Regions from separate parts of the Homo sapiens genome. Here regions 2 and 3 are each linked to region 1. Evidence: chromatin loops called from intact Hi-C (ENCODE). Cell type or tissue: A673. All regions are shown on one strand. Each heading gives the region's core, and the rest is flanking DNA. Links, peaks and the distances in the headings are about the cores only. Region 1 overlaps IL20RB (interleukin 20 receptor subunit beta). Region 2 overlaps PCCB (propionyl-CoA carboxylase subunit beta). Region 3 holds the start of SLC35G2 (solute carrier family 35 member G2).

Region 1 (7,256 bases), core at 2,248-4,747:
GGGGCTGCCACTTGCTGGCTGAGCAACCCTGGGAAAAGTGACTTCATCCCTTCGGTCCTAAGTTTTCTCATCTGTAATGGGGGAATTACCTACACACCTGCTAAACACACACACACAGAGTCTCTCTCTATATATACACACGTACACATAAATACACCCAGCACTTGCAAGGCTAGAGGGAAACTGGTGACACTCTACAGTCTGACTGATTCAGTGTTTCTGGAGAGCAGGACATAAATGTATGATGAGAATGATCAAGGACTCTACACACTGGGTGGCTTGGAGAGCCCACTTTCCCAGAATAATCCTTGAGAGAAAAGGAATCATGGGAGCAATGGTGTTGAGTTCACTTCAAGCCCAATGCCGGTGCAGAGGGGAATGGCTTAGCGAGCTCTACAGTAGGTGACCTGGAGGAAGGTCACAGCCACACTGAAAATGGGATGTGCATGAACACGGAGGATCCATGAACTACTGTAAAGTGTTGACAGTGTGTGCACACTGCAGACAGCAGGTGAAATGTATGTGTGCAATGCGACGAGAATGCAGAAGTCAGTAACATGTGCATGTTTGTTGTGCTCCTTTTTTCTGTTGGTAAAGTACAGAATTCAGCAAATAAAAAGGGCCACCCTGGCCAAAAGCGGTCTTTAAAGTTCTAGTTACATTTTCAACCTCAAGTCCAGAGAGGCTCCAAAGGATACCTTTGGTCAAGAGGACTCGGGGTGGGGGTGGGGGTGGGGATGGGAGCAGCGGAGGAGCAGCCCCAGAAGTCCAGAGCCCAGGGCTGCCTGGTTGGGGGCAGCCTCTGGCTGCATGAGAACCCCAACTGAGGCAGCTGGCATAAGCTTCGCCTGGTTAGGTGCTCCTAAGCCTTTCCTGTTGGCCCCACCCCACAGGAAATCCCTGGGGAACCCTCTTTTCCTTGACAGCTTACTCAGGGTATCCCCAGCCCCTCTTAGTCTGCTCATTTAGGACCTACCTCTGGAAGCTTCTACCCACCCCTTTGCCCCACCAGGTGAAGAAAAGAGCCAACCACAGAGAAGGAATGATGGGAGGAAACTTCTTGAGGGGTGAAGGGATTGATGGGCAGGGCCTGCGCCTTGCTTTCTAACCCCCTCGAAGCTCTGGAGCCTCCAAGTTGGTTTATCTTCACCCTCACTTCCTGGGCCCTTTCCAGCCAGCCCAGTGGTGGGACAGTCTAACTGCATCAACTGGGTGTTTCCCCAGAGGCCCACAGCCCTTCACCACCTGGAGGGGTCTCTCCAGGAGCATGAGATCGCTCAAGACCCGTTCCTTCTTTTCCTTTGTGTTATTTTGTATGCTTCTCTGTGTTGTTCGTTAGAGGGTGTGTGCTAATTTTATATTTGACCTAAACTAGAAACACACTTTCAGTTTGCAAAAACAAAGACCATATTACTATTCCAGTCATCACCCTCCCTCCTCTCTCTTCCTGCCCCCTTATGGTGGGGTGGTGGGGGGCACTATCCTTCTGTCACAGCCCAGGCGCAGAACTGAGAAAGGACCCTGACCTCCATCTGCTTGAGTCTCTCACAACTATTCCCAGTGCCCATCCATTTTTTGGCATCTATAGGTACACAGAGATTTCTCTTGATTCTTCTGTTGTCTCCCCTTGCCCTGAATGTGCATTTATGGAGCCCCAGCCATGCACCCGACCTGCCAGCCCCCATTGGTGGAGGGGCTGCCTCCTCTACAGCTGGCTGTTCCCTCTCCCCTGGAGCACTTCTATCCCAAGTCCCCAGGCCTCCTCCCTGCCCCTCCAATGCATTTATCCCTACATCTGGACACTTACATGAGTGAAAAGGAATGTGATTAGTAATTACGGCAGGACCACAGCTGTAAATCGGGACTCCTCTGGGCAAACCAGGAGCCAGGTCACTCTCATCATAAGGCACAGCTTCCTGCCACATTCTTTTTCTAGAAGCTCCAACCCTCCAGATGCCCAGTCACTGAGTCCAGGGGCTCAGGCTCAGCACTACTGGCTTGCTTTGTTTTCACAGTTTCTCATTGAGTCCTGTGGGAATTGGGGGAAGTACTTGTGTGTGTGTGTTGTGGGGGGATAAGTATTTGGGAGCAGCCTAGAGTGGCTTCTGCTGTTTCACTGAAGACTGTCTCTTGCAGGCCAACCCAGTAGAGTCCCCTGAGCCCCCAGAATCAAGCCCAGCTTTCTTAGTCCTGCCTTTAGGGTGCAACTGCCAGGGTCCAGTGAATAAAATCCCTGCTCCATGAGGCTTACATTCCAATGGGGTAAGGGAGAAATAATAACACAATAACAGTATTATTATTCAGTGAATTATTTAGTATATTGGGAGTTTGTAAGTCACGGTAAAATGAAAAAGTAGAGCAGAAAACGGGGGCTGGGGGCAGGTTGCAGCCTCTTCAAAATGAAAGTGGATGGAAACAATGGACCCAGAACTACCTGTCAGATAAGTCCCTGCATAGCCACATGGTGTGAGATATTATGAGAGATTCTAGAACAAAGTAATTTGGCAACAAATCCGTAGGTGTATGTAGTCTAAAACAAAAACTTTATTGAGTATTTATCCCTTTGTATTGATAGTGTATTTTTGCAACTATTATCTTATCAGATAAAGCAAGTAAATAATATATATTTTGTATATTTTGATAAGAATCTAGATTTTAGGATTAGTGACAAGGAAGGCTAATTTTAGGATCCCAAATTTGACTAAGAACAGGGCACTGTTGGAACTGAATCAAACATATTAATATGAAGTCATGTCTTTATGAAACATGACATTAAAAATATTTTGACTTTTTTCCACTGAAATGGCCCAGGAGAAATGTCACCTCCACAATGCATCTTAATGCTAAGATTTTGGTTTCTAGTGTTAGTTTTCTCCCAAAGGAGCCAAAGTTTCTTGGAGCAGTAATGGATGCCATGTCAGTTTGGAGTTGAAAGGTACAAGGTAATCTTAAAACACCTATACCTTTTTGAGACAGAAAGCAAAGCATTAAATAAGGGTCATTCAAAATTACACAAGGAACAATCTATACAGGGCTCCTCCTGGCCAAAGTTGGGACAATATAAGCACCAGAAGGAGAATATTGGCTGGCACAATTGATACCATATATTTGAAAAGTCATCAGTCCATGACACCCAAGAAGAGCGAAGCTACCATAATGCATTCTCAGAGAAGATGAATCTAATAGAATGCATTTCTACTTGTTATTCAATCGTGTTGGGCTTATCGACTCGTTTATCGTGTCAATGAGGAATACCAGTAAATGTAAATCCATCAGTCAGAAGGCATTTTTTCTCCTCTAAAGGCTCCTCTCCGCCCCTTAACGTCCAGTCTTTCCCCACTTGGCTCTCCCTGTCCTGTCAAGGGGTTCGGTGGAAAAGTCTTTTAAGTTCCCTTCACAGAAGAATTGTAGACTCTGCCGGTCTAGTCTCTGGGCCAACCCTCCCCGTCTCTTTAGTAAAGATGTTTTTTATTATTTTCCTTGTGCCGTGTATTATCCTTAGGCTAGAGTAACTTTCCGGGCCTGCAGACCTCTTGGTTTCCTTTCAATCTGGAGGACTTGATCCCATGGCCAGCTTCGGAGCTCACCAGGAGGGGAAGACCCATTACATCCACGGGCGTCTGGCGCCACCTTGTGGTCAGTGCTGAAAATGTTTTCTGTTCCCACTCGCAATGAAACTCCCTGGGCTTCCTGGATGAAGAAAGGAAAGCTCAGGTCGGTTTCCTAGAATAATAACTCAGTTACACAGTTTCCACGGGCTTGGTCCTTAACAAACCTCCACTGTCACTGGTGGAGTTAGAATTTAGCAGCCACCTTCTCCTCGCTCTGTGTCTGTATCTGTCCCGAGCTCATGGTTTGGGGCTTCACGCTGTACCCACGGCTCTCGCTCTTTTCTGGGACCTTGGCCTCTCGCACTCTCCTGTCTGTTGATCTTTCCACCATGCTGCCATTCCCTACCTCTCGGAAATAGACTTTTTTTGGATGTCTTTTTGTTTTCCTTCTGTGTGACCTATTTGTAGGATCCCTTTACTAGACTGACTTTCCAGGAGTGTTCCTCAGCCCCCGCACAGATCAGTAGGGAGGAGCCTGCCTGCTGCTTGCTCATGCTAAACCAGCGTGCTGCCCAGCCTGTGAAGTTTGGAACTGGAACACTAGAGTTGGCCCCAAATTACAGCTTTCTCTTCTGGCTCCTGGGACTCCCAGTTTCTTCAGCAACAACAACAAAACCTGGAAAAACGTATCCTTGCCAGAGGTGGGAGAATGAGGCTCACAAAAGGAAAACACGGACCTTTCTTGTCTCCCCCAGTGAGAGGTTGCAAGATCAGGTTGTAAAACCCCATTAAGGAGGACCTTAGAGGAAGAACTGAGCAAGGAGCCTTCTCAGGTGCCTGCAAACATCTCCAAGAGCAAAAGTATAAATCCTCATATTGTGGAGGAGGTACATGTTCCTGGTTCCTTCACTGGACCTCACTGAGAAAATTAAACAAACAACAACAACAACAACTACGTTAAAAAACAACCCCACAAAAACAAAAAAACAAAAACAAAAAAAACCCTGGTGGCCGGGCGCGGTGGCTCACGCCTGTAATTCCAGCACTTTGGGAGGCCGAGGCGGGTGGATCACCTTAGGTCAGGAGTTCGAGACCAGCCTGACTAACATGGTGAAACCCCGTCTCTACTAAAAATACAAAAATCAGCCGGATGTAGTGGCAGGCGCCTGTAATCCCAGCTACTCGGGAGACTGAGGCAGGAGAATCCCTTGAACCCGGGAGGCAGAGGTTGCAGTGAGCTGAGATCCCGCCATTGCACTCCAGCCTGGTCAACAGAGCGAGACTCCGTCTCAAACAAACAAACAAACAAAAAAACCATCCTGGCGTTTGGAGAAATGAGTGCCTGAACAAACCTCAGTAACTTCTAAATTTTGCCTCTGTACCTAAAACAGCTCCTCTAGGAAGTGGCCACATGCCTCCAAATTTCCTGGAGATGCCAGCCAGTCTTCTATGAAATTGCCTCAGTATAAGATTAGGCCTACAAAACATCATCTTGAGTTTCTGGCCCTAGGAGATCACAGCCCAGAAAGTAGGCCCCTCTGATGTCATCCCACCTGCATCAATCACGAGGACAAGCTTTCCCAGGTGAAATCATTTCATTGACATTAACTGCTCACTGTCTCACTTGAACTTTTTTTTTTTTTTTTTGAGATGGAGTCTTGCTCTGTCAACCAGGCTGGAGTGCAGTGGTGCTATCTTGGCTCACTGCAACCTCCGCTTCCCCGCTTCAAGCGATTCTACTGTCTCAGCCTCCTGGGTAGCTGGGATTACAGGCACCTGGCACCATGCCCAGCTAATTTTTGTATTTTTAGTAGAGACAGGGTTTCGCCGTGTTGGCCAGGCTGGTCTTGAACTCCTGACCTCAGGTGATCCGCCTGCCTCAGCCTCCCAAAGTGCTGGGATTACAGGCATGAGCCACTGCGCCCTGCCTCACTTGAACTTTTGAGTCTTGCAATTGGAAATAGATCAAAATGGAATAGTTTTCCCCTTTTCTTGGCCTCACCCCAGATCAGGCCTAGATTATGGAGGGCCAGTGAGGTGGAACGCTTACTGTGTGTTTTTGTTTTTGTTTTTGTTTTTAGACAGGGGTCTTGCTCTGTCACCCAGGCTGGAGTGCAGTGGCGTGATCTTAGCTCACTGCAACCTCCATCTCCCGGGTTCAAGCGTTTCTCCTGCCTCAGCCTCCCAAGTAGCTGGGATTACAGGCACCTGCCACCACACCTGGCTAGTTTTTGTATTTTTAGTAGAGACAACGTTTCCCAATGTTGCCCAGGCTGGTCTCGAACTCCTGGCTTCAAGTGATCTGCCCGCCTCGGCCTCCCAAAGTGCTGGGATTGCAGGCGTGAGCCACCGCCTGTGTTTTAAATGAAGAGTTTCAGTTTAGCTGATGGCAGCAAATAGAAGCTGAAATTTAAATACAAGTAACATTAAGTAACATCTCCCTCTGTTGCAACTTTGGGTTGACAAAGGCAAGGCTCAGGTTAAAGAACTGATAAAAACTTGGTCATGAGGTGTGGGTCTCATCATGTTGCTTAAAAACAAAAAGCCCAGCTTCCAGAGATGTGCATGGTGTTGATTGTGGCAGAGGGTATGAGAAAGTGGGGCCCACTCTTTTCTTTGGCTAATGACTCATTTAAAAACTCATTTGTCACCTAAAACATTTATTCCAAAATTGGGATTTTTAAATTAAATGCTATTTAAAACTTCAGAAAGGAATTAAAAACTTGATAATTGAAACAGGTGATATGTCAATTCACCTTTTAAATTCAAATAATATAGTTCAGAATAAATCATAAAATTTGGGAAGAATTTGGATTTCTTCACCAACACTAAATAGCTATTGCATAAGTGTGTGCTGTAATTGTAAACACTGGTGTATTTTACAAACTGGTTTTATTGGAATCCATGTAGTCTGAAAATTGTATGATTCTGTAAAAAAGTTTCCACTTGAACTTTCTGAGAACGGTTTAAAGGTGAAATAATCTGATACACTTCTCTGTCAATAAAAAATAAATCATGATATAATTGGACATATCTGCTCATGTGTTTTTTTTTTAGATGGAGTCTCTCTCTGTTGCACAGGCTGGAGTGTGGTGGCACCATCATGACTCACTGCAACCTCCATCTCCTGGGTTCAAGCAATTCTCCTGCCTCAGCCTCCAGAGTAGCTGGGATTACAGGTGCTTATGTATTTTTTTTTCTTTTTCTTTTTTTCATTATACTTTAAGTTCTAGGGTACATGTGCACAACGTGCAGGTCTGTTACATATGTATACATGTGCCATGTTGATGTGCTGCACCCAGTAACTCGTCATTTAACATTAGGTATATCTCCTAAAGCTATCCCTCCCCCCTTCCCCCACCCCACAACAGGCCCCCAGTGTGATGTTCTCCTTCTGTGTCCAAGTGTTCTCATTGTTCAATTCCCACCTATGAGTGAGAACATGTGGTGTTTGGTTTTTTGTCCTTGTGATAGCTTGCTGAGAATGATGGTTTCCAGCTTCATCCATGTCCCTACAAAGGACATGAACTCATCCTTTTTCATGGCTGCATAGTATTCCATGGTGTATATGTGCCACATTTTCTTAATCCAGTCTATCATTGATGGACATTTGGGTTGGTTCCAAGTCTTTGCTATTGTGAATAGTGCCTCAGTAAACATACGTGTACATGTGTCTTTATAGCAGCATGATTTATAATCTTTTGG
Region 2 (7,256 bases), core at 773-3,272, 710 kb before region 1:
TAAACTGCATAGCTTAAACAACAGAAATTTATTTTCTGTCAGTTCTGGAGGCTAGAAGTCCAAGATCATGGTGTTGGCAGGGTTGGCTTCATTCTGAGGTCTGTGTCTCTTTGGCTTCTGGACTACACTCTTGCTGTGTCCTCACGAGGTCTTTGCTCTCAGTGCATGCAGAAAGAGATCTCTGGTATCTCTTCGTCTTTTTTTTTTTTTTTTCCCTCAGAGACAGGGTCTTGCTTTGTCACCCAGGCTGGAGTGCAGCGGTGTGACTTTGACTCACTGCAGGCTTGACCTCCTGTGCTCAAGTGATCTTCCCACTTCAGCCTCCTGAGTAGCTGGGACTATAGCTGCATGCCACCACATCTGGCTAATTTTAAAATTTTTTGTAGAGATGGCAACTCACTATGTTGCCCAGGCTGGCTTTTCCAATTATTTATTTATTTTTTTTTGAGTTGGAGTCTGGCTCTGTCGCCCGGGCTGGAGTGCAGTGGCGTGATCTCGGCTCACTGCAAGCTCTGCCTCCCGGGTACACGCCATTCTCCTGCCTCAGCCACCCAAGTAGCAGGGACTACAGGCACCCACCACCATGCCTGGCTAATTTTGTTTTTGTATTTTTAGTAGAGACGGGGTTTCACCGTGTTAGCCAGGATAGTCTCGATCTCCCGACCTCGTGATCTGCCCGCCTTGGCCTCCCAAAGTGTTGGGATTACAGATGTGAGCCACTGTGCCCGGCTGGCTTTCCAATTCTTTTCTTTTTTTTGAGATGGAGTCTCACTCTGTCGCCAGGCTGGAGTGCAGTGGCACAATCTCAGCTTAGTGCAACCTCTGCCTCCCGGGTTCAAGTGATTCTCCTGCCTCAACCTCCTGAATAGCTGTGATTTCAGGCACCCGCCACCACGCTTGGCTAATTTTTGTATTTTTAGTAGAGACGGGGTTTCACCATGTTTGCCAGGATGGTCTTGATCTCCTGACCTCATGATCCGCCTGCCTCGGCCTCCCAAAGTGCTGGGATTACAGGCATGAGCCACGGGCGCCAACCCAGCTTTTCCAATTTTTAAAAGAATTCCAGTCCTAACAGATTAGGGTCCCCCTCTTATGGCCCCGTTTAACTTTAATTACCTCTGGAACATCCCTCTCTCCAAATTCACTTTTTTTTTTCTTTGAGACAGAGTCTAACTCTGTTGCCCAGGCCAGTGTGCAGTGGCGAGATCACGGCTCATTGCAACTTCCACCTTCCAGGTTCAGGAGATGCTTCTGCCTCAGCCTCTCAAGTAGCTGGGATTACAGGTGTGTGCCACCATGCCTGGCTAATTTTTGTATTTTTAGAGATGGGGTTTCGCCATGTTGGCCAGGCTGGTCTCAAACTCCTGGCTTCAAGTGATCCACTTGCCTCGGCCTCCCAAACTACTGGCATTAGAGGTGTAAGCCACTGCACCTAGACCATATATTTACTTTTAACTCAAAAAGTATTGTATTATTACACTTTTTTATTTTGCTTTTTAAAAAAACTTCTTCTGGCCGGGCGTGGTGGCTCATGCCTGTAATTCCAGCACTTTGGGAGGCTGAGGCGGGTGGATCACTTGAGGTCAGGAGTTCGAGACCAGCTTGACCAACACGGTGAAAACCTGTCTCTATTGAAAATACAAAAATTAGCCGGGTGTGGTGGTGTGTCCCTGTAATCCCAGCTACTGGAGAGACTGAGGCAGGAGAATCACTTAAACTGGGGAGGCACAGGTTGCAATGAGCTGAGATTGCACCATTGCATTTCAGCCTGGGCGATGAGTGAAACTGTCTCTAAAAAAAAAAAAAAAGAAAGAAAAAAAGTGAATATGCTAGAAAAGAGTCAAAGCAGTGACTTTAGAAGCTACTTAAGAGTGCACACACAAATCAATACGGTAGTCAGGGGAAGGCATTACTTCTGGGGAAGAAGAGTACAAAGGAAAGAGAGAGGTACCTTTGGAAATTGTGAAGGGAAAATGAAGCAAGGGGGTTACATTTATGTACCTGCAAGACATACAAAATCGAATACACTGAAGGACACTACATCTTTCCCCATCACCCTCCCTAAAATTAGTCACCCATGAACTAAACTGCACTTTGCTATACTGACAGAAGAGGGTGCTCTTGAACTAGGATTTTTGTTCATTTGTTCATCTGCCAGCTTTGGAGAATGCAGATACAAATAGTTTTCATTTATATAAAGCTACAATAAGAAAACAAAAAGTGAGAATGAAACATGTCAGTTGATGGAACTCCCTTCACTGTAAAAGTCAATCATGAAGCAGCTGACTATGCTTCAATCTGAGTGCAGTAGCCCCTGATAAGCATTTGAGGTTGTAAAAATAGAAAATTCAGAAACTAATGACAAGATGGAGAGATAATAGTAAGAAGTTAAAGCTGATTGAATTAAGAAAATGGGCAGGGGAGACAAAATTGCATCAGAAATGATATCAAAATTGCAAGGTGCTCAAAGGAGAATGTATTTCAATGAAAATTTAATAAGGAACATTAAAGAAAAGTAGATAAATAGCCTAAAAAATGAATGAAATAATATAAAAAAGTAAAAGTAGATTTTACATTCTCACCACAAAAAAGTATGTGAGGTGGTGGATATGTTAACTAGCTTTAGTCATCCTACACTGTATACATATATGAAAACATGTACGTTGTACATATATGCAATTATAAAATTTTAAAATAGTACAGATACCTTTAATACAATTATTGGTTATATTGTCACATCTGGGATTAATTTTTTAAAATTCTTAGTTAAATGTATGAGAAAAAAGTGACTACAATGAAAGGCAAAGAAGAATGAACATACATATAATTGGAGTGTCTGAAGAAAAACCAGTAGAACAGACTTAATATTTAAAACTGTAATCCAAGAAAATAGTCCAGAAATAAAATAAGATTCAGATTTATATAATGAAAGAGCACACTGAGCACGTGGGAAAATTGACCCAGAATTGTCAAACTAGAGAAAATATTAACTGTTCGATTTTTAAAATAAGGAGAAATACTCAGGACCTTTGGGCAGAAATCAAATGACTTACAAGGGCAAGAGAATAAAATGGCATCCAACTTCTCCAAAGCAACGTAGAAAAGCAAGGAAACAACAGAAAAGCACTTTCAGGAGGCTGAAGGAAAGAATCTGTGACTAAGGATTTTATGTTTAGCAAAGCTCACCTTCATGTATTAAGACTGCAGAAAACCAGTTTTAAACCAAGAACCGAGGGAAGTTTGTGTTAATGAGGCTTTCTTGAGGAATCTACTAGAGAATGAGCTTTATCCAATCAAGAGGTAGCTGGAGAAATTTCAACAAAAGGATTGGTAGTGATTATCTAATATACTTAATTATAATTCTAAGACTAAAACAGAAGTGGGGATGAGGGTAGAGAACAATGTATAAGTACTATATGTTTAGTTTCAGAAAAAAATGCAACTGAAAAATGGGAGGAGAAGAGAGGGGAAGAATATTGCAGAATCAGCTCACTGATTATTGTTAGCTAACAGATATCATTAAAAACAAACTAGTTAATAAAAGATTAAGGAAATGAACTAAAGGCATCAAAAGGCATAATTACAAAGGTAACCACTAGACTAAAAAATACAAACATTCTTTAATACTACTCACATAAACAGTATATATCATTGTGGGTAATGATAAAGGGGAAAAATAAAAAAAAAGGTAAAAGACAATAAATATAGAATACATAGTAATTATAAAAAATAATATGACAGGCCAGGCGTGGTGGCTCATGCCTGTAATTCCAGTACTTTGGGAGGCTGAGGCGAGCAGATCACCTGAGGTTGGAAGTTTGAGACCAGCCTGACCAACATGGAGAAACCCTATCTCTACTGAAAATACAAAATTAGCCAGGTGTGGTGGCACATGCCTGTAATCCCAGCTACCCGGGAGGCTGAGGCAGGAGAATCGCTTGAACCCAGGAGGCAGAGGTTGTGGTGAGCCGAGATTGCACCATTGCACTCAAGCCTGGGCAACAAGAGTGAAACTCCATCTCAAAATAATAATAATAATAATAATAATATGATAGTAAAAAAGTGTCATACCAATAAATATGGATGGGTTTGATTCACTTGTTAAAAATATGTCTAATTTGTTATGGACCAATTATATTCAGTATATAAATGTGATTCAGAAAGGCTAAAAATAAGGAATGGGCAGAAATATACTGGGAGAATGGAAACAATAACAGCAGTATTTGTGACACTAATATTGAACAGAGTAAAGTTCAGGTATTAACCATAATAAGGAAGGACTTTTTTTTTTTTTTTTTGATATGGAGTCTCACTCTGTAACCCAGGCTGGAGTGCTGTGGCACAATCTCAGCCCACCGCAACTTCCACCTCCCAGGTTCAAGTGATTCTCCTGCCTCAGCTTCCCAGGAAGGACATTTTCAACTGCTAAAAGCCATAGTTCACAATGATAATGTAAAGCATATCGAATATCTGTGCCAGAAATAACCACCATCTTTATAAAGCTGAAACTATAGGAGATTCAACAGACTTAGGTAGAAAGACTGAATAGGAGATGTATACACAGCATTGTTATTACAAAGCAGGTCAAATGGACAAAAGTAATAATTTAGGAGACCTAAATAACGTAATAGGTAGATCTTACACATTTCTTTTGGACTTTACACCCTGGTAATGAACAATAAATCTTATTCTGAAGTGCACATGGAATATTCACAAAAGTTGATCATATGTATTAGATCAGAAAGAAAACATCATTAAATCCCATAGAGCAAAAAATACTGTGAAACAACATTGCTTAAAATTAGAAACTTTTGTAGCAACTAAAACAAAAGTAGCCTCCAGCCGGGAAATAAATCTTCTAGTAAACAATTCTTGGATGAAAGGGGAAAATAGAAACCAAATGACAGAATTCTAAAAGAAAAAAAGACAAAACACTATGTGTCAAAACCTATAGAATATGTTTAAAACGATGAACAGATGAAAATCTGTTTCCTGAAACAGTAAAAATCAGAGAAGGAAAATAAACAGGCCAGGTGCGGTGGCTCACACATGTAATCCCAGCACTTTGGGAGGCCGAGGCAGGTGGATTGCTTGAGCTCAGGAGTTTGAGACCAGCCTGGGCAACACGGTGAAACCCCGTCTCTACTAAAATACAAAAAATTAGCTAGGCATGGCGGCATGTGCCTGTAATCCCAGGTACTCAGGAGGCTGAGACAGGAGAATCGCTTGAACCTGGGAGGCAGAGGTTGCAGTGAGCCCAGATCGTGCCACTGCACTCCAGCCTGGGTGACAGAGCAAGACTCCATCTCAAAAAAAAAAAAAAAAAAGAAAAGAAAAACAGATTCCCAACTGGAAAAGCCAGGGGAAAAAACCCTGTAAAATATTTCAGAATAAATCCAAGAAATAATTTAATAAGGATAAATGCAGAAATTTATGATGGAAATAGAAGAATAGCTGCAATTAGTAAACACTGGCTAACTTCAAAAAAGAGACAGTAAAAGCAGAAGTATGAAGTGAGAAAGGGAATAACCATTGAAAAAGAAGAAACTTAAGAATCGTTAAGAGGCCAGGTGTGGTGGCTCATGCCTATAATCCCAGCACTTTGGGAGGCTGAGGTGGGAGGATCGCTTGAAGCCAGGAGTTGAAGACCAACCTGGGCAACATAGTGAGTCCCTGTCTCTACAAAAATTTTTAAAGTTAACTGGGTGTGGTGGCATGCACCTATAGTCCCAGCTACTTGAGAGGCCTCAGTGTAGGAGAATTGCTAGAACACAGGAGTTCAAGGCTGTAGTGAGCTGTGATTGCACCATCATACTCCAGCCTGGGCAACATAGTGAGACCCTGTCTCAAAAAAAAAAAAAATTCTAAGAGACAAGATACATTGGAAAATTTGTTTGGAAAACACAGTTTAACAGAAATTGATCCCATCAGAGATAGGAAGCTTAAATGAACCACCAAATTCCACGGAAGGAATTACTTCACCAAAAAGCACAAGGAGCTGGATTCAGTGGCTCATGCCTATAATCCCAACATTTTGGGATGCTAAAACGGGAGGATTGTTTGAGCCCAGGAATTTGAGACCAGCCTGGGCAACATGACGAAACTCTGTCTCTACAAAAAATAAATTAGGGCCAGGCAAGGTGGCTCACACCTGTAATCCCGCACTTTGGGAGGCCGAGGTGGGCGGATCACCTGAGGTCGGGAGTTCGAGACCAGCCTGACTAACATGGAGAAACCTCGTCTTTACTAAAAATACAGAATTAGCCAGGTGTGGTGGTACATGCCTGTAATCCCCGCTACTCGGGAGGCTGAGGCAGGAGAATTGCTTGAACCCAGGAGGCGGAGGTTGCGATGAGCCAAGATCGTGCCATTGCACTCCAGCCTGGGCAACAAGAGCGAAACTCCATCTAAAAAAAAAAAAAAGCCAGGCATGGTGGTATGCACCTGTAGTCCCAGCTACTGGGGAGGCCAAGGTGGGAGTTCACTTGAGCCCAGGAAGTTGAGGGAGCAGTTAACCATGTTTGTGCCACGGCACTCTACCCTGGGTGACAGAGCAAGACTCTGTCTCAAACAAACAAACACCAGGCCCAAATAGTTTCATGTGGAATTTCTGAGACCTTTAAGGGCCAAATAGTCCTAGTGCCACATAAATTCTTCCAGAGCATAGAAAGTAAACAAAACACACAAGAACCTTCCAAAATTTTTTAAAAGAAGTATGATATCAGTACCTGAACCTGATAAAGGTAGTACTTAAGATTTCAGTTTCATATTGCTTATTTCTTTAAAATTATATCTGTGGCCTACTGGGATGTATTCTAGGAATGCAAGATTGGTTCTAGGAAACTCAATAATATACTGTATTAACACATATAGGGGAGAAAAATCACAATTATTTATATAGACGCTGAAGAAAACCTTTAAGAAACATCAATACCTATTCCTGATAGACTTCATAAAATAGGAATTAATACTTTCTTAATGTAATAAAATTTGGTATAGACCTTTTCAAAAGCCTGCATCTCACCTAATAAAGACTAGCTTCTACTAGGATTAGGAACAAGTATAGGATGCCCATTATTCCCATTATTATTTAACATTGTTCTGGAAATATTAACCAATACAGTTATCCAAGAAGAGGACCAATTAGAGACAAAAGCCTTGGGAGAGATGTCAAGCTGTAACGTAGGTGATATAGTATTGTAGTATTCAAGAAAACTCTAGAGAATGCATTATTATACTAAAACAATACTTGAGGA
Region 3 (7,256 bases), core at 1,611-4,110, 200 kb before region 1:
ATGGTTTGTTCTGGTAAAAAGAATCTTGATTTTCTTTTGGAGGATGAACTCTCCCCTATTCTCTGTCTCTAGATTTTTTTTTTTTTTTTTTAGATGGAGTTTTGCTTTTGTTGCCCAGGCTGGAGTGCAATGGCATGATCTGGGCTCACTGCAACCTCCGCCTCCTGGGTTCAAGCGATTCTCATGCCTCTGCCTCCTGAGTAGCTGGGATTACAGGTATGTGGCACCACATCTGGCTAAATTTTTTTTTTTTTTGAGACGGAGTCTCGCTCTGTCATCCAGGCTGGAGTGCAGTGGTGTGATCTCGGCTCACTGCAAGCTCCACCTTCTGGGTTCACGCCGGTCTCCTGCCTCAGCCTCCTGAGTAGCTGGGACTACAGGCGCCCGCCACCATGCCTGGCTAATTTTTTTGGATTTTTTAGTAGAGATGGGGTTTCACCATGTTAGCCAGGATGGTCTCGATCTCTTGACCTCATGATCCGCCCGCCTTGGCCTCCCAAAGTGCTAGGATTACAGGCGTGAGGCACTGCACCCAGCCATAATTTTGTATTTTTAATAGAGACGGGTTTCTCCATGTTGGTCAGGCTGGTCTCGAACTCCTGACCTCAGGTGATCCGCCTGCCTTGGCCTCCCAAAGTGCTAGGATTACAGGCATGAGCTACTGCGCCTGGCCCTGTCTCTAGATTAAGGTATATGAGTTTGCTAATGAAACATAAGCTCAATATTTTATTGGAACTACTGGGAAATAAGTGCTCTGCTTCTTTTGGAATGGTTAGCTATAAAGATGATATAAGTTGAACACTGGGGAAAGGTGGGGAGGTGGCAAGAAATCACTATGTGAAAACAAACTCTTTGATGTCAACAAAGAGGAAAGGAGAGATCATGTCCTGATGTCAATGTTTGCATTCGTGAATCTAGTCATATCTGAAGTTACCTATCTATGGATTTTTCAGTTATTAAGCCAAATATACTCCTTTTCTTAAATCAGTCTGAGTTTAAGTTTTTGACACTTGTAAGGAAAAGCCCTATGTATCATAGCACAAAATAATTCCATTTATTAAACATCACAAAATGTCTAAAAATCCTCTTTCATATCTTTCTATACCTTGGTGTCACTCAGAATGTCAGCTGTGCTAAATCCCTAGTCTCACTCTCTCAAAACTCCCAGAAACCATCTCTCCTAGTCAGCTCATTCCAGGTCTTTTTTTCTTACTCCCTTACTCAAACTTTGCTGGTCGCCTTCCTTATCCCCACCCCATCCCACCTTCTCCAAAACAAAAAATCTGAGCCTTGCAGATCAGCCGAGCCTTCTGAGGCTCCTTTTGCTTCTTTACCTCTATTCCTTATTGAGATCAGCACAATTAATGCATGTCTGAACAACAAATGATCCTTTCTCTTTGGAAGGGTGAAAGTTTGGAAATATTTACATGTTAAATGTTCTGTTCTGGTCTCATTTGTATTCAGTACAAATAGTGTGTTTGCTTGGACATTAATTTTATTTGCAAATAGCTACAGCTGGGGGTCCCTTTGGGTAAGTCTTGCTAAGATACTGCATTGGTGGGTTTTTTGTTTATTTTGTTTTTGTTTTGTTTTTCAAGGGGATGGGGAAGGAATCAAAGTAGTCAAATCAGTTTGGTTGTTTTTACAAGCCCGAGAAATGGTCAAATTTTGGATTCAGACCAAGCACACCATAGTGTGCTAGAGGCAATTTAATGACTTCCTACCCTCTTGCCTTTTTCCCCCTCTTTGGGAACATTCTTGGATTTTCTACAGAAACAGCCAGAGGCTCTCAATTGACAATTGCCTCACTCAGCAGTTTCTTGTTAAGCACACTTGTCAGACACTGTTTCCAGGACTCTCTTAAGTGTCCTAAGAATATTGACTCATTCAAAAGCAGCCCAGCTGTAGTTGGGAGAGCACCAGCACTTGCTCTATAAAGATCTAGATTGTCTCTCTACCTCAAGAGGAATCCAAAATCCTGTTATGCTGGACTCTGAAATGATCCCCAGCCCTTTGGTGATCACACTGTTTATGAGCAGTCTGAATTCCATTCTTGGGTCTACCTAAACTAGCACCCTCGGGCTATGGGGCCCAGTGGGGAGACCACCTAGCATGCTGGCTGCCTGGAGCCCAGGGAACTGTCAAGATGGCTCTGGAAGACTTCTCGCCTTTTAAAAGCCCCGTATTTCTTTTACATATATTTTTGTCCTCATGAATTTTGCCAACCGCAATGGACTAAAATCTATTATAGCGTCCTGGAAAGGTGGGGAAAAGATGGGATAGTTGAGGAGAGTTTAATGAAGGGACTATTTAAAAAGGTGTGGATGGGGTTAAAGGAAACCTCTGGGCGTCATTACCCACTCCAGGCCTGAAGGGGCAAGGGTAGTTAGTGGTAACCAGAACCTGGAGAAAACTGCAGGAGAGGGCCACAGGATGGGAGTAATGGCTTTCAGATGAAGAACATAGCCACTGCTAACAGGGTGGCCCGCTGGGGATGCAGGGGAGGTCCTGAATCACATCCTGCCTTCTGATCTGCAGGTGCCTCCCACTTGCCAAAACCAATTGAAAGCCAGATTATAGTTGACGTAGCCCATAAAGGTCAGTCCTGAGTCACAGAGCAGAGTGGAGAGTGGGTCTGAAGGGACAGAGGAAAAACCAGCAAGCACCTCCTGTTTTTTCCCACAGCCAGCACCTTGGTTCAGCCCTTACCCTTTCTTGCCTGTCCCCTGGACCCATCAAATCCACTGCTTTTAATGACCAGTCTGTTTCCAAGAGGCTATATTCATTCCACTTGGGACTGGGGCATATGCACTTGGGTAGAAGAACCAGCTGTGCAGTGTCAAGACCCTTCCCTCAGAGACCTTATCAGTAAAATGGCGGGTGGACTCGGGGATGCCCGAAGACTTTTCCGGACCACGATTTTCCGATGCTGGACACATATTTAAACATGAAGGAATAGACTTGCGACTTTTAAGCGCAAACAATGGGTGGAAATGGACAGAAACTGCCTCCGTGCCCACTTGCAGCGGACTACGTAGCCCTGGCAGACAGGCAATTGCTTCAAACAAGCGCCCTCCAAGGGCGTAAGCTAGAGGGGCCCGGGCGGGCGCTTTCCCGTGGACCCTCCCACCTCGCGGGTAGAGGAAGTCCTTCAGTTCAGGCACAACCCTGAGCGTCCCCCGCAGTCTCCAACTCCGGCGCCAGTCAGGTTGTGGGGTGGGGGCGGCGGAGGGCGGAGAGCGCAGGCGCAGAGTCCGCGCGGCGGCGCCCCTCTCCCTCCGCAGTACTCCGGGCAGCGCCCGCCTCGATTTTCCCAGGCGAGGGCACGCCCGCGTCAGTCGCCTCCGGGGCACCTTCCTCGCCACGACACGCAGGTAACCGGGCCCCGGGAGCCGGTCGGCGGCGGCGGACTGGGACCTTGATCCTGCCTGCCCGGCCGCCCGACAAGGGAATGAGAGCGGACCCCGAACTCCACACACCCGCGTTTAGCCGCCACACCTAAGGGGCACAACAGTCTTTTTGGGTAAGGGCCGGGCTGGGGGCGACGCGCCCCGCCCGCTTTGCAGACTTCGGGGTGCTCTGCACGACGCCTGAAAGGCCGCGGGGCCCGCATTTCTCTGTGCTGCCCTCCTGGAGAACCGGGACACGGGGACGGGAGGGCCAGCATCGGCTACGGCCCGGTTTCCCGTTTCTTTCCGCTGTCGCGTGTCTGGGCCCTCCTGCAGCGTCCATGATGAAGGCCAGGGGCTGTTGCTTTCCTCTCGCCCAGTAGCCAACCCAAGCAAGGGGTGAGTCACTGTGGCGTCATATGGGATCAATTTCAAATACAAGTTTTAAAAAAGGCTGGATGATTTTAGAAATATGGCCAAGAATTTGTATTTTCCATTACTCTCTTGTCTCATGTCCATGACTCTTGAACGCCAGTCTGTGGGCGCTGAGATTTTCGTGGTACATCGACGGTTTGTAGACATCTTTTCCCAAGGGAAGACGAGGGCAAGGGTTAGTGGAGGAAGGGCCTCGTCACGGCCGAGAGTGGCGGAGAAGGCTCAGGGCAAGTCCGCACAGCCTCCAGCAGCCACGGGGAGGAAAAGGCGAATCTTTCCTCACAGTGCTCTGGGCGCTGTAGAATTTCTACGCCACGTGCACCCATTTGGCCTCATTTGAGAGGAGGAGAGGGAAGAAGGGTCGCGCGGGCCGGCAGGAAAGAGACTCGTGTTGCGGCGGATGAAGGCTCAGCGCGGACCTGCATCTCGGGCCAGGTTTTCTTTCACCCGGCTCCGCGAGGAGCGAGGCGGAAAGCTCGGGTCCGAGTGTTGATCGAGGACCTGGAGATAGTAACCCCCCACGTCCAGAGTGCTGGGGGTGGGTCCAGAGGGCTGGGGGTAGGTCCAGAGGGCTGGGGGTAGCTCCGGAGGAGCGATCTTCCTCCGCGGGAAAGGACTTGGCTCAGGCTTGCCTATGTCCGTGGTGCTGAAGTGCCTCGCGCGCCCTCGTCGACTGACTTCCTGGGCCGCGGCCTGCGTTGCCCTTCTACTCTGCACCTTTGCCAAAAATAGCCCATCTCCATGGCTGGTGGCCAGAGTGGAGCAGGCCCAACACTGAAACTCTTTTCAGACAAGTTGAGGCTGGTTTCCTGAACATAACCCGAAAGCAAATGTGGCTTGCCTTGGAGGTACAGATAAGCATATGCATAACAGATTTTATTACCTATGAGAAAGTACACACCATGAGCGTAAACAGGAATTCTCACATATACTTATGAAAGATACAGGTATGTGCATTTACGCACAAACCTAACACACATGCAAATACACTCATCCCTTTTGAAAACCATTACACACTACAAGCCACACATTTTTTAGAGCTTTTGTAATCCATCTTTATTTTTTGACACTTCTAGTAAATGTGAACTCTGCAGAGCCATTTATTTTCATAATCATCTGTTCCAAAGGCACAGAGCCTGTGGATTGAAGTGTTTGGTATTTGGCTGAGCAATTAAGTATTTATACTCATTTACATTCCAGAACAAAAGTCTAGGAAGATGTAAAATTGATATTGATACCAAAAAAATTCCTTAAAGAAAGCTTAAGGAAAATGAATTAATGTAAATTTTAATAAGAACAACATATAAATAATCATAGAAATTTATAATCTTAACATATGACTAAAATGTATCATAATGCAGACAATTTTAAATATATTGGTGGTATGTGGTTTGTGTGAAGTTCTTAAAGTTTACATTTGTATTTTTCAAAAACATTGGTATTGTTTTTTCCTTAAAAAATATATGCTCATTATAAGAATTTTAGGTAATAGAGAAATGCATAAACATAGAAAACCATTGTAAACAGATTTTCATTTAGATGAACATGCATACATTTTAAATGGACCAATCCTCTATTGGTTGCGTTTTTGCTATATAATTTATAATTAATGTCTTTCATCATAAAACTAGGTCATCATTATTAAGGGTTGCATAATATTGATCTGTGTGGATAGAATGTAAGTTTTTTAAACAATCCCATAATGAACATTTATGTCCAATTTTTTAGACTTAAAAAAATTATTGTGGAAAGAATATGTAACATGAGATCTATCCTCTGAACAAAAAAAAAATTTTTTTTTGAGACATTGTCTTGCTTGTTGCCCAGACTGGAGTGCAGTGACGTGCTCTCCGCTCACTGCAACCTCTGCCTCCCGGGTTCAAGGGATTCTCCTGCCTCAGCCTCTTGAGTAGCTGGCCACCGCACCCAGCTAGTTTTTATATTTTTAGTAGAGACAGGGTTTTACCATGTTGGCCAGGCTGGTCTTGAACTCCTGTCCTCAGGTTATCTGCCTGCCTTGGCTTCCCAAAGTGCCAGGATTACAGGCGTATGCCACTGCACCCGGGCCTGCCTTCTTAACAAAATTTTACGTGTATAATACATTATTGTTGATATGTATTGTTGATAGGTGCAATGCTGTATAGCAGATCTTTAGAGCTTATGCATCTTGCTTGACTGAGACTTTATGCCTGTTGATTAATAACTCCTGATTTTCCCCTGCCCTCCAGTCCCTGGAAACCACCATTCTACTCCTCGATTCTATGACTTTGACTACTTCATTTTTATTTCTATTTATATTAATTTTTAATTTTTGTTGGTACATAGGTATATATATATTTACGGGGTACATGAGATGTTTTGATATAGGGATGCAACATGTTTAATAATCATATCATGGTAAATGGGGTATCCATCCCCTTGAGCATTTATCCTTTGTTTTTATAAACAATCCAGCTGTACTCTTCTAATGATTTTAAAATGTACCATTAAATTATTATTGACTATAGTCATCCTTTTGTGCTATCAAATACTAGGTGTTATTCATTCTTTCTACTTTTTGTATCCATTAACCATCCCCAGTTTTCCCCACACCCCCAACTCTCTCTCACTACCCTTCCCAGCTCTGGTAACCACCATCCTTCTACTCTTTTTCTTTTTTTGAGATTGAGTCTTGCTCTTGTTGCCCAGGCTGGAAGCTGGAGTGCAGTGGCATGATCACAGCTCACTGCAACCTCTGCCTTCTGGGTTCAAGTGACTCTCCTGCCTTAGCCTCCCAAGTAGCTAGGATTACAGGTGCCCGCCACCACACCCAGCTAATTTTTGTATTTTTAGTAGAGATGGGGTTTCACCACGTTTGCCAAGCTGGTCTCGAACTCCTGACCTCAGGTGATCTGGCTGCCTCAGCCTCCCAAAGTGCTGGGATTACAGGCGTGAGCCACTGCGCCCAGCGTACTCTCTATCTCCATGAGTTCAATTTTTTTGATTTTTAGATCCCACAGATAAGTGAAAACACGTGAAGTTTGTCTTTCTGTGCCTGGCTTATTTCACTTAACATGATGACTTTCAGTTCCATCTGTGTTGTTGCACATAACAGGATCTCATTCTTTTTTATGCCTAAATAGTACTCCATTGTATGTAAATATCTGTTGATGGACACTTACGTTGCTTCCAGATCTTGGCTATTGTGAACAGTGCGGCAACAAACATGGGAATGCAGATAACTCTTCCATATACTGATTTCCTTTCTTTTGGTTATGTACCCAGCAGTGGGATTGCTGGATTGTATGGTAGCTCTATTTTTATTTTTTTGAGGCACCTCCAAACTGTTCTTCATAGAAGTTGAACTAATTAATAATCTCACCAACAATGTGTGAGAGTTCCCTTTCTCCACATCCTTGCCAGCTTTTGTTATTGCCTGGCTTTTGGATAAAA

The links. Peaks named below come from ENCODE experiments on the same cell type or tissue, not always from the same donor. Only the 100,000 strongest peaks of a DNase experiment are listed, where the experiment ranks them.
Region 2: a loop joins it to region 1, with 3 times the contacts of the local background. A loop is called at or near these places in 18 of 110 quality-filtered maps.
Region 3: a loop joins it to region 1, with 4 times the contacts of the local background. A loop is called at or near these places in 38 of 110 quality-filtered maps.

Annotation. Positions count from the first base shown.
Region 1 is chr3:137,010,437-137,017,692 of GRCh38, forward strand. It overlaps IL20RB (interleukin 20 receptor subunit beta), which reads left to right. Exons shown (of 7, transcript NM_144717.4): 7 at 1-649. Among named protein-coding and RNA genes, the nearest start is that of IL20RB-AS1, 32 kb to the left of the region's middle. RefSeq lists a cis regulatory region at 3,342-4,354. In A673, for the core only: a CTCF peak has its summit at 3,636 (motif pointing left); DNase peaks (open chromatin) are centred at 3,605 and 3,985; H3K4me3 peaks cover 478 bases; H3K27ac peaks cover 927 bases.
Region 2 is chr3:136,303,954-136,311,209 of GRCh38, forward strand. The region is part of intron 9 of PCCB (propionyl-CoA carboxylase subunit beta); the gene reads left to right. Among named protein-coding and RNA genes, the nearest start is that of PCCB, 57 kb to the left of the region's middle. In A673, for the core only: a CTCF peak has its summit at 2,110 (motif pointing right); no DNase peak of the experiment used is centred there.
Region 3 is chr3:136,815,841-136,823,096 of GRCh38, forward strand. SLC35G2 (solute carrier family 35 member G2) reads left to right here and starts at 3,286. Exons shown (of 2, transcript NM_025246.3): 1 at 3,286-3,788. RefSeq lists silencers at 3,311-3,370, 4,434-4,483. In A673, for the core only: no CTCF peak of the experiment used is centred there; DNase peaks (open chromatin) are centred at 1,841, 2,531, 3,161 and 3,751; H3K4me3 peaks cover 1,542 bases; H3K27ac peaks cover 1,797 bases.